Regions from separate parts of the Homo sapiens genome. Here all the other regions are linked to region 3. Evidence: chromatin loops called from intact Hi-C (ENCODE). Cell type or tissue: OCI-LY7. All regions are shown on one strand.

Region 1 (2,500 bases), 260 kb before region 3:
AAATAAAGCTAATTTTATTTCACTCTTTCTGAGTTAAATCTGTGCTCAGTGAAGGAAGTCAATGGGAAAAATATTTTATTCTATATACAGAATCTTCACATGAGCCAAGACAAAATCTAAAGAAAGGGAGACTTGTTCCCTTGCCCATTGAATGCTGGCTACCAAGTGGAAGGGGCTCTTTGGGCTCTAAGGAACAGTGTGGGAAAAGCAGATCCTGCTGTCACCTTGAATGGAACAAGAGTGTCCAGGGAGACATTCAGGGGTCCTACCTGGAACTTGCTCAGGAGCAAGTCTGGTCTCTTGCATTCATTCTGTCCCACATAAGGTCCAGGAGTCCCACCCTGTGATACCCATCACTCCACTGTCTGTCTGGATGGAAATTAGAGGAAACCTCGATCAATATTCAGGAGGTTTCTGACCATTAGTGGAATCATGCCAAGACAGCAGGCTCCCTGAAGTGAATCACCTACGACCATTCAGAGAACAGGGCAACAGCCACTTCATTCTCTTTCTTTTCCTTTAGCAAGAGTTTCTCAGAAAACTGAGATGTTCTTCAGAAGTTTGAGATCTTTTCTTTTTAAAAAGAGTAAGAGAGAACTTAGTTCAGCATGATGTACTGGAAAGAGCAGGACTTATATAGCCAGAAAGACCAAATTGAAATCATGGCTTTGCTATATACCTGCTATGTAGGCTGGGCAGTCACTTGGCCTCTGAACCCCAGTCTTGGCTCTGGGGAAAAGTTTCTGGCCTGTTGAGAATTACAATCCCCTGCAAGGTTTGAAAATGCTATTCAGCAGAGCAGCTGAAAAGGTCTTTCTGTCCCCATCCATTGCCTCAATGCAGTCTTCCACCCCATTTCCTCTTTTCAGCCCCACCCATACACTGCACTCACCACCTGGGACTTTGCCCTTGCAAAGCTTTGAATACCATTTGCTTTTAGTTTTTGCTGTTGCTCTGGTAAAGATATTTTTCACTGAAATTCTTGTGAAAAAACATTATTCAGTCCTGTACATCTTGCTCTGAGTTAAATCTTTGTGCTCCTATTTATTTGCTCTGCCTAAGAACTTCTCGTTCACAACCTACCCTTCTCCCTGCCCCCTACCACTGTCCCTCCACTGCAGTTCTCCTCTATACCCTCTGGGGGTCAGCATGATTCTATTGGGCACCTCTGCAGGTAGAGCCACTCTCAGCCAGTTTCTGGAGGATGTGGAACTCCCTGAGGATGAACAAGTCAGCTTTGGGACTTGTTGCCCTCCCCTTCTAGGGCCTCTGACTCCTTGTACCCTGCTAATGGTGCATACAGATTAGAACTCTTGAGGTTGCACCACAATGACAGCCAGTGTAGAGCCAGCACACTTCTGCTGAGGCCTTCAAACTGCCAGGTGGTTGGCATTGGAGCCATCACAGCCATGCTAGAAGCAAGTGGATACAAACTGTCACACAAACCCATTATGACTCTTTGGGGTTCCCTGATATGAAACTATGAACCAACTTATGTCTACCCTATAGGTAGGACATCACTCTCAGAGGGTTTGACTTCAAGTCACCTTCATTTATTCAGTATTCCCGAGTCCACCCCATCTCACAGACCTGAAACCCATTATTTTGGTTGCTCTTGAAGTGCAGTTATGATGACCTCTTATTCCTCCTCAGCCATCATTAGCTTCTGCTACAAAGACATCCCCCATCAAGACTGTGAGATTTGTGGCTCACTGAGTGGTCCATAAATGCCAGCACCATTGTGTGCTTCTCTCACAGAATCCTTAAGACTGCCTGATGAGAGGCAAATGCTCTTTGTTGTTCCATTTCTCAGTTGAGAAACTGTAACTGAACACAGGTCCAGCTGCTCACTGCTTGCAAAGTCCAATTAACAAGAGAGAGATCTGGTAGAAAGAAAGTGACTTTTTAATTCCAAAACATAGCTGAGGGGAAGTAGTACAGGCTTCTGCCTTGAGGGTACCACTTCTACTTCTCGGGCAGAAGGCAAGGGCTTTTAAAGGGGGACTTGGTGTGAACAGCATGCAGGGGAGGGAGCGAGGTGGTGCAAGTCTACATGACTTGCTTTGGATGTCATCTGAAGTGATTTGGCTTGGCACCAGTGTGGGCAGAACTAGGTTGTAAATTGAGGCACTCTTCTGGTGAGAGAGAGTTCTAGAGGCACCTGGTTTGCTTTGAGTTTCTGTCTCTGGAACCTCTTAAGTAAACACATAGCTAGATATGCTTTCAGTGCAAGGAGTGGATGATGGAGAGAAGGTAAAAATTATAAGTGCATGAAAAAGGTAAAAATACTTCCTCTTTTTTTCTTAGAAAAATGGGATACTTGGTTACAAAACCAAAGTCCAAAGAGTAAAGTGCTTTGTCCAGTATCACACAGCTAATAATAGTAGACTTGGATTCAAAACAGTGTGATCTGGCTCTTCACAACTAGGTTAAACGTTGTGAGAACTGAAATCAATCAGTATCTCCTGGTGGTGACGATGACTCTCTCTGGCCGCAAGTT
Region 2 (2,500 bases), 190 kb before region 3:
TTTAAGTACCTTGTAGATGTTGGATGTTAGACCTTTGTCAGATGGTTAAATTGCAAATATTTTCTCCCATTCTGTAGGTTGTCTGGTCATTCTGATGATAGCTTCTTTTGCTGAGCAGAAGCTCATTAGTTTCATTAGATCTCACTTGTCAATTTTTGCTTTTGCTGCAATTGCTTTTGGTGTCTTTGTCATGAAATCTTTGCCTGCGCCTATGTCCTGAAGGGTATTGCTTAGATTTTCTTCTAGGGTTTTTATAGATTTGGGTTTTACATTTAAGTTCTTAATCCATCTTGAATTAATTTTTGTATATGGTGAAAGGAGGGGTCCAGTTTCAATTTTCTGCATATGGCTAGCCAGTTCTCCCAGCATCATTTATTAAATAGCGAATCCTTTCCCCATTGCTTGTTTTGGTCAGGTTTGTCAAAGATCAGATGGTTTTAGGTGTGTGGTCTTATTTCTGGGCTCTGTACTCTGTTCCATTGGTCTATGTATCTGTTCTTATACCAATACCTTGCTTTTTTGTCACTGTTGTCTTGTAGTATAATTTGAAGTCAGGTAGTGTGATATCTCCAGGTCTGTTCTTTTTGTTTAGGATTGTCCTGTCTATTTGGACTCTTTTTTGTTCCACACACATTAAAAAAATTTTTTTTTCTAATTCTGTGAAGAATGTCAATGGTAATTTAATGGGCATAGCATTGAATCTATAAATTGTTTTTTCATGATATCAGTTCTTCCTATCCATGAGGATGGAATGTTTTTCCATTTCTTTGTGTCATCTCTGCTATCCTTGAGTAGTGGTTTGTAGCTCTCCTTGAAGAGGTCCTTCACTTCCCTTGTTAGCTGTATTCCTAGGTATTTTATTCTTTTTGTGGCAATTGTGAGTAGGAATTCATTTATGATTTGGCTCTCTGCTTGTCTACTGTTGGTGTATAGAAATTCTCATGATTTTTGCACTTTGATTATGTACCGTGAGACTTTGCTGAAGTTGCTTATCAGCTTAAGAAGCTTTTGAGCTGAGATGATGGGGTTATCTAGATATAGGACCACGTTATCTGCTAACAAACATAGTGTGACTTACTCTCTTCCTGTTTGAATACCTTTATTTCTTTCTCTTGCCTGATTGCCCTGGCCAGAACTTCCAATCCTATGTTGAATAGGAGTGGTAAGAGAGGGTATCCTTGTCTTGGGCCGGTTTTCAAGGGGAATGCTTCCAGCTTTTGCTCATTCAGTATGATATTGGCTGTGGGTTTCTTATGCCCTAGGATGCAAGGTTCAACATATGCAAATCAATAAATGTGATTCATCCCATAAACAGAACTAAAGACAAAAGCCACATGATTATCTCAAATGCAGAAAAGGCCTTCAATAAAATTCAACATCTCTTCATGTTAAAACCTCTCAATAAACTAGACATTGAAGGAACCTATGTTAAAATAACATTTTGTGTCTTTCTTTTCCATTGAATCTATTCAAAGCATCTTGATTTTCACTTCCTCTTTGAGTGAAGTGCTCCTGACACCTCAGCTCTGAATTCAGTGAGGGACCTCTTATGTGACACAGCATCTACTCTCTCAAGTGAGCAGACCAACCTCTGCTTGATATGGAATTGTACTGGCCTAAGAAGACTGTCTCCTAGGGAATATTTTCACCTTGTACTTACATTTAGTTCAGTTAGAAAATATAACTGACCAGGTGTGTTTCCTCACACCTGGAGCCCCAGCACTTTGGGAGGCAGAGGTGGGTGGATTGTTTGAGTCTAGGAGTTCAGGACCAGTCTGGGGAGCACAGCCCCATCTGTATATGAAAGAATTAAAAAATTAAGCCACCTACAATAACTATGTAATCATGTCAGTAATTGTTTAAATGTTTTCCACCCTTGAGCCAAGAGAATGCCACATGAATTCAAGAGTAATCCATCCAGTTTGCTGCTTGGACCTGAAAGCAGGGTGAGATTTGGGGTGACTGAGACATGGGAAGCTTTTCTAGGCTTCATTCTAGCAATTTAAAACTAGATTCTCATTGGTGTTTTGTAGCATACAAGGAATCTTGGAGCCAAAAATATTATTCCAGTCACCAGTGCCTAAAAATGCTTTAGAGATTTCTATTTTTGCCCCTCCCTCCCCCCAAAAAAAACAAAACAAAAGACTATCTGCTTCAGCTATGACTACCTAGAAAATGTGACTGTGCCTACTGTGGGCCTCTGTTGAACCATCTTGCAGCCCCCAAAGTTCTGTTGCCAGGCAGCACTTGTGTCCTTCCAAGCACTTACTGCCCATACGTAAGCCCTTGCCTTGTCTGTCCCTGCTTACAAGGGCTTCGCAGCAATCTTGAAGGCCCTCACAAGTTTCTTGTGCCTTTTGCTTATTGACATTCATGGGTACAGTCCTGCCTCTATAGAAACAACCACTGACCTATGAACAAAGCCACCACAAGTCGTGTCACAAAACCATATGCCCTAAGACTGCAAGCATCTTGCCCAGGCTCAGTAGTTAAGTATAAA
Region 3 (2,500 bases):
CCAGATACAGTGAGAAGGTCAGAGATAATTCTATCAGTCCAACTCAAAGTGTTACAGTTTTCTCAGTGCTTATATAGGTTGGGATTATGTGCCTCTGTGCAGTATAGCATTCACCTAAGTCTATTGGTAACTAATTTTGTTTCAACTAGAAGGTCAGAGGCAAAAAAAAAGCTTGCTAAGTCCAATTAAAAGGCCTCCAATACCTTCAAGGCCTGTCTACTGTGGTACTGGAGTGATTATTTCTCTCTTATCTCCTTTATGGCTTGGTCCGGAGAGCTGTCTTAGACTCTCCAATGAATCTATTCAAACAGCTGCCTCTGTTACCTTGACTCGTCTCAGATTTCATTGACCAGAGACAGGTCCTGGCACTAGGAATCTATGACTGTCTCTATTATTTTGGCTTGCTCCAGGTTAGGGAGAAGCCCATGCAAGGCTCCTACTGACCATATGTTTCATTTCCAGCTTTGATGTCTGGGCACCGATTTCTCTAGGTTTAACTATTTGCTCAATGTTAAGGCAGTGCTGTGGAAATTTGTCTGTGTAGCTGGGGTGCTATGCAGGCCTGTCTGTGTGACTGTCATGCAGGCCTGTCTGTGTGACTATCAGGGAGAATTGGCCTGCCACATCCCTATTTTACAGATGAGGTAACTGAGACTTAAAGAAATTAGTTTAGACTAAGACCACACAATAGTAAGTCAGAGCTAGAACTGTGCATCCCTGGAGTCCATGCTTAGTCACTTCACCAAATGTCCTCAGTGAGTATCGTGGGCCACAGAGTCCTATTTGGGGAGAGGCATTTGTGAAGCAGGAAGAGAGCACACGAGACTTGGAGCCGGAAGGCCTGGCTCCTGTACAGGCCACTACCCGTTGCTGTTTAACCTCTCTGAGCTCTGGTTACCTCATCTATAAAACTGGAAAAGAAATAACAGCTGCTTGACTGAATTACATATGGAAGGAGGTAAGGTTTGAGAACGCTATGCAGATGTTCACGGAAGCAGGTGGGGAGGTGCCTGTGTTTGTTACCAAGTTTGCATTGCTTTCTGTTTGCCTTTCTTGGTCCCTCCCCCATCATTACAGTGGAGCAGCTGCTGAATTGCAAAAACATACTTCAGGGCCAGGCGCGGTGGCTCACGCCTGCAATCCCAGCACTTTGGGAGGCCGAGGCGGGTGGATCATGAGGTCAGGATATCGAGACCATCCTGGCTAACACGGTGAAACCCCATCTCTACTAAAAATATAAAAACTTAGCCAGGCGTGGTGGCGGGCGCCTGTAGTCCCAGATACTCGGGAGGCTGAGGCAGGAGAATGCCGTGAACCCAGAGGCAGAGCTTGCAGTGAGCTGAGATTGCGCCACTGCACTCCAGCCTGGGTGACAGGGCGAGACTCCGTCTCAAAAAACAAAAAACAAAAAGCATACTTCAGAAGAAAATGATGGAAAATAATCTGGTCTTCTTTTTAATGTGAGGGGAATGGGATAATTAGATGGGAGGTGTGGGAATGCATAAACTCAACATTTCAGGGATTACATAAATTCATAAAATCTTTCTGATGTGAATGTTCTTTAATTATTTTCCAGAGAAATAAAAGCAAAGGGGTGATGTCCCCAGAGACACTCTTCCGGGTGGCTTATTGACAAAAGAACATATTTGCTTATAAGAAGGCTGTGAATAAATACAAATTTCGTGGGTGGGGCCCAGCATATCCTGCAGCTCTACATTTCTTGGCATCAGGCAGTTTAAGAGATTAAGGACTCTGATGAAAAGAGACAAAATGAGAGTGTTCAGGCTGCTGGGTGCCTCAGGGACGTGTCCTCCACGCCCGGCCTCAGCCTCCCTTCCCATCTCTCCACCATTGCTCTCGTCCATCTTATGTGTTTGTCCCACACCTCTGAACACCATGTCCACCTGTGTCTCCAAGTGGGGCACCACAGAGCAAACCCGATGGATAGATCTGGTCCAGAGGCGGCCTTGTGGCCATGTTGGTGGATGGAGGAGAGCTGGGGGAAGACATGGGAGAATAAGGCTTAGAGGCAGGTGCCCCTCACTTGCCTTCCTTCCATCTGACCAAGCAGTGCTCTTTGTCAGGGTCACTGTCACCTGGCCTCACCAAAAATAGAATGAGCTCTGCGTGGGAAGGGAAGAAGGAGGAGGTGCTGTGGCCATAACCATGGGGTAACAGGGGCGTAGGGAGGGTGAGGCAATAGCTCAGGAGGACCCTCCCCAGCTGGCCCAGGGACTCCAGGCCTCAGGCTTTGGGGTGTGAGAGTGGTCAGGGAGGGGTGAGTTGTTTAATTTTCAAGTCTTATTACTAGAGAAGGCCTTGAGGGCATCCACTTCTTGTACTTTTCTCATGCTTGGGCCCCTCCACAGCATCCCTGCTGAGACATCAGCCAGCCTATGCTGGAATGCTTCTGGGGCCAGGGAGCTCAGCACCTCACCTGGCCTGAAATCACTGAAGGTTAGAGCTAGAAGGGGCCCTTGAGACCCTCAGGCCCTGCTCA

Evidence for each region. Peaks named below come from ENCODE experiments on the same cell type or tissue, not always from the same donor. Only the 100,000 strongest peaks of a DNase experiment are listed, where the experiment ranks them.
Region 1: it touches region 3 in a loop (4-fold over the local background); 2 of 110 quality-filtered maps call a loop at or near these places.
Region 2: a loop joins it to region 3, with 2.8 times the contacts of the local background. A loop is called at or near these places in 2 of 110 quality-filtered maps.

Annotation. Positions count from the first base shown.
Region 1 is chr1:157,772,540-157,775,039 of GRCh38, reverse strand. The region is part of intron 2 of FCRL2 (Fc receptor like 2); the gene reads left to right. Among named protein-coding and RNA genes, the nearest start is that of FCRL2, 3.3 kb to the left of the region's middle. In OCI-LY7, a CTCF peak has its summit at 1,145; DNase peaks (open chromatin) are centred at 859 and 1,149; H3K4me3 peaks cover 760 bases; H3K27ac peaks cover 1,606 bases.
Region 2 is chr1:157,704,102-157,706,601 of GRCh38, reverse strand. No RefSeq gene overlaps it. Among named protein-coding and RNA genes, the nearest start is that of FCRL3, 4.6 kb to the right of the region's middle. In OCI-LY7, no CTCF peak of the experiment used is centred here; a DNase peak (open chromatin) is centred at 1,521; H3K4me3 peaks cover 1,203 bases; H3K27ac peaks cover 1,748 bases.
Region 3 is chr1:157,509,374-157,511,873 of GRCh38, reverse strand. No RefSeq gene overlaps it. Among named protein-coding and RNA genes, the nearest start is that of FCRL5, 42 kb to the left of the region's middle. In OCI-LY7, no CTCF peak of the experiment used is centred here; DNase peaks (open chromatin) are centred at 213, 973 and 1,723; H3K4me3 peaks cover 2,307 bases; H3K27ac peaks cover 2,500 bases.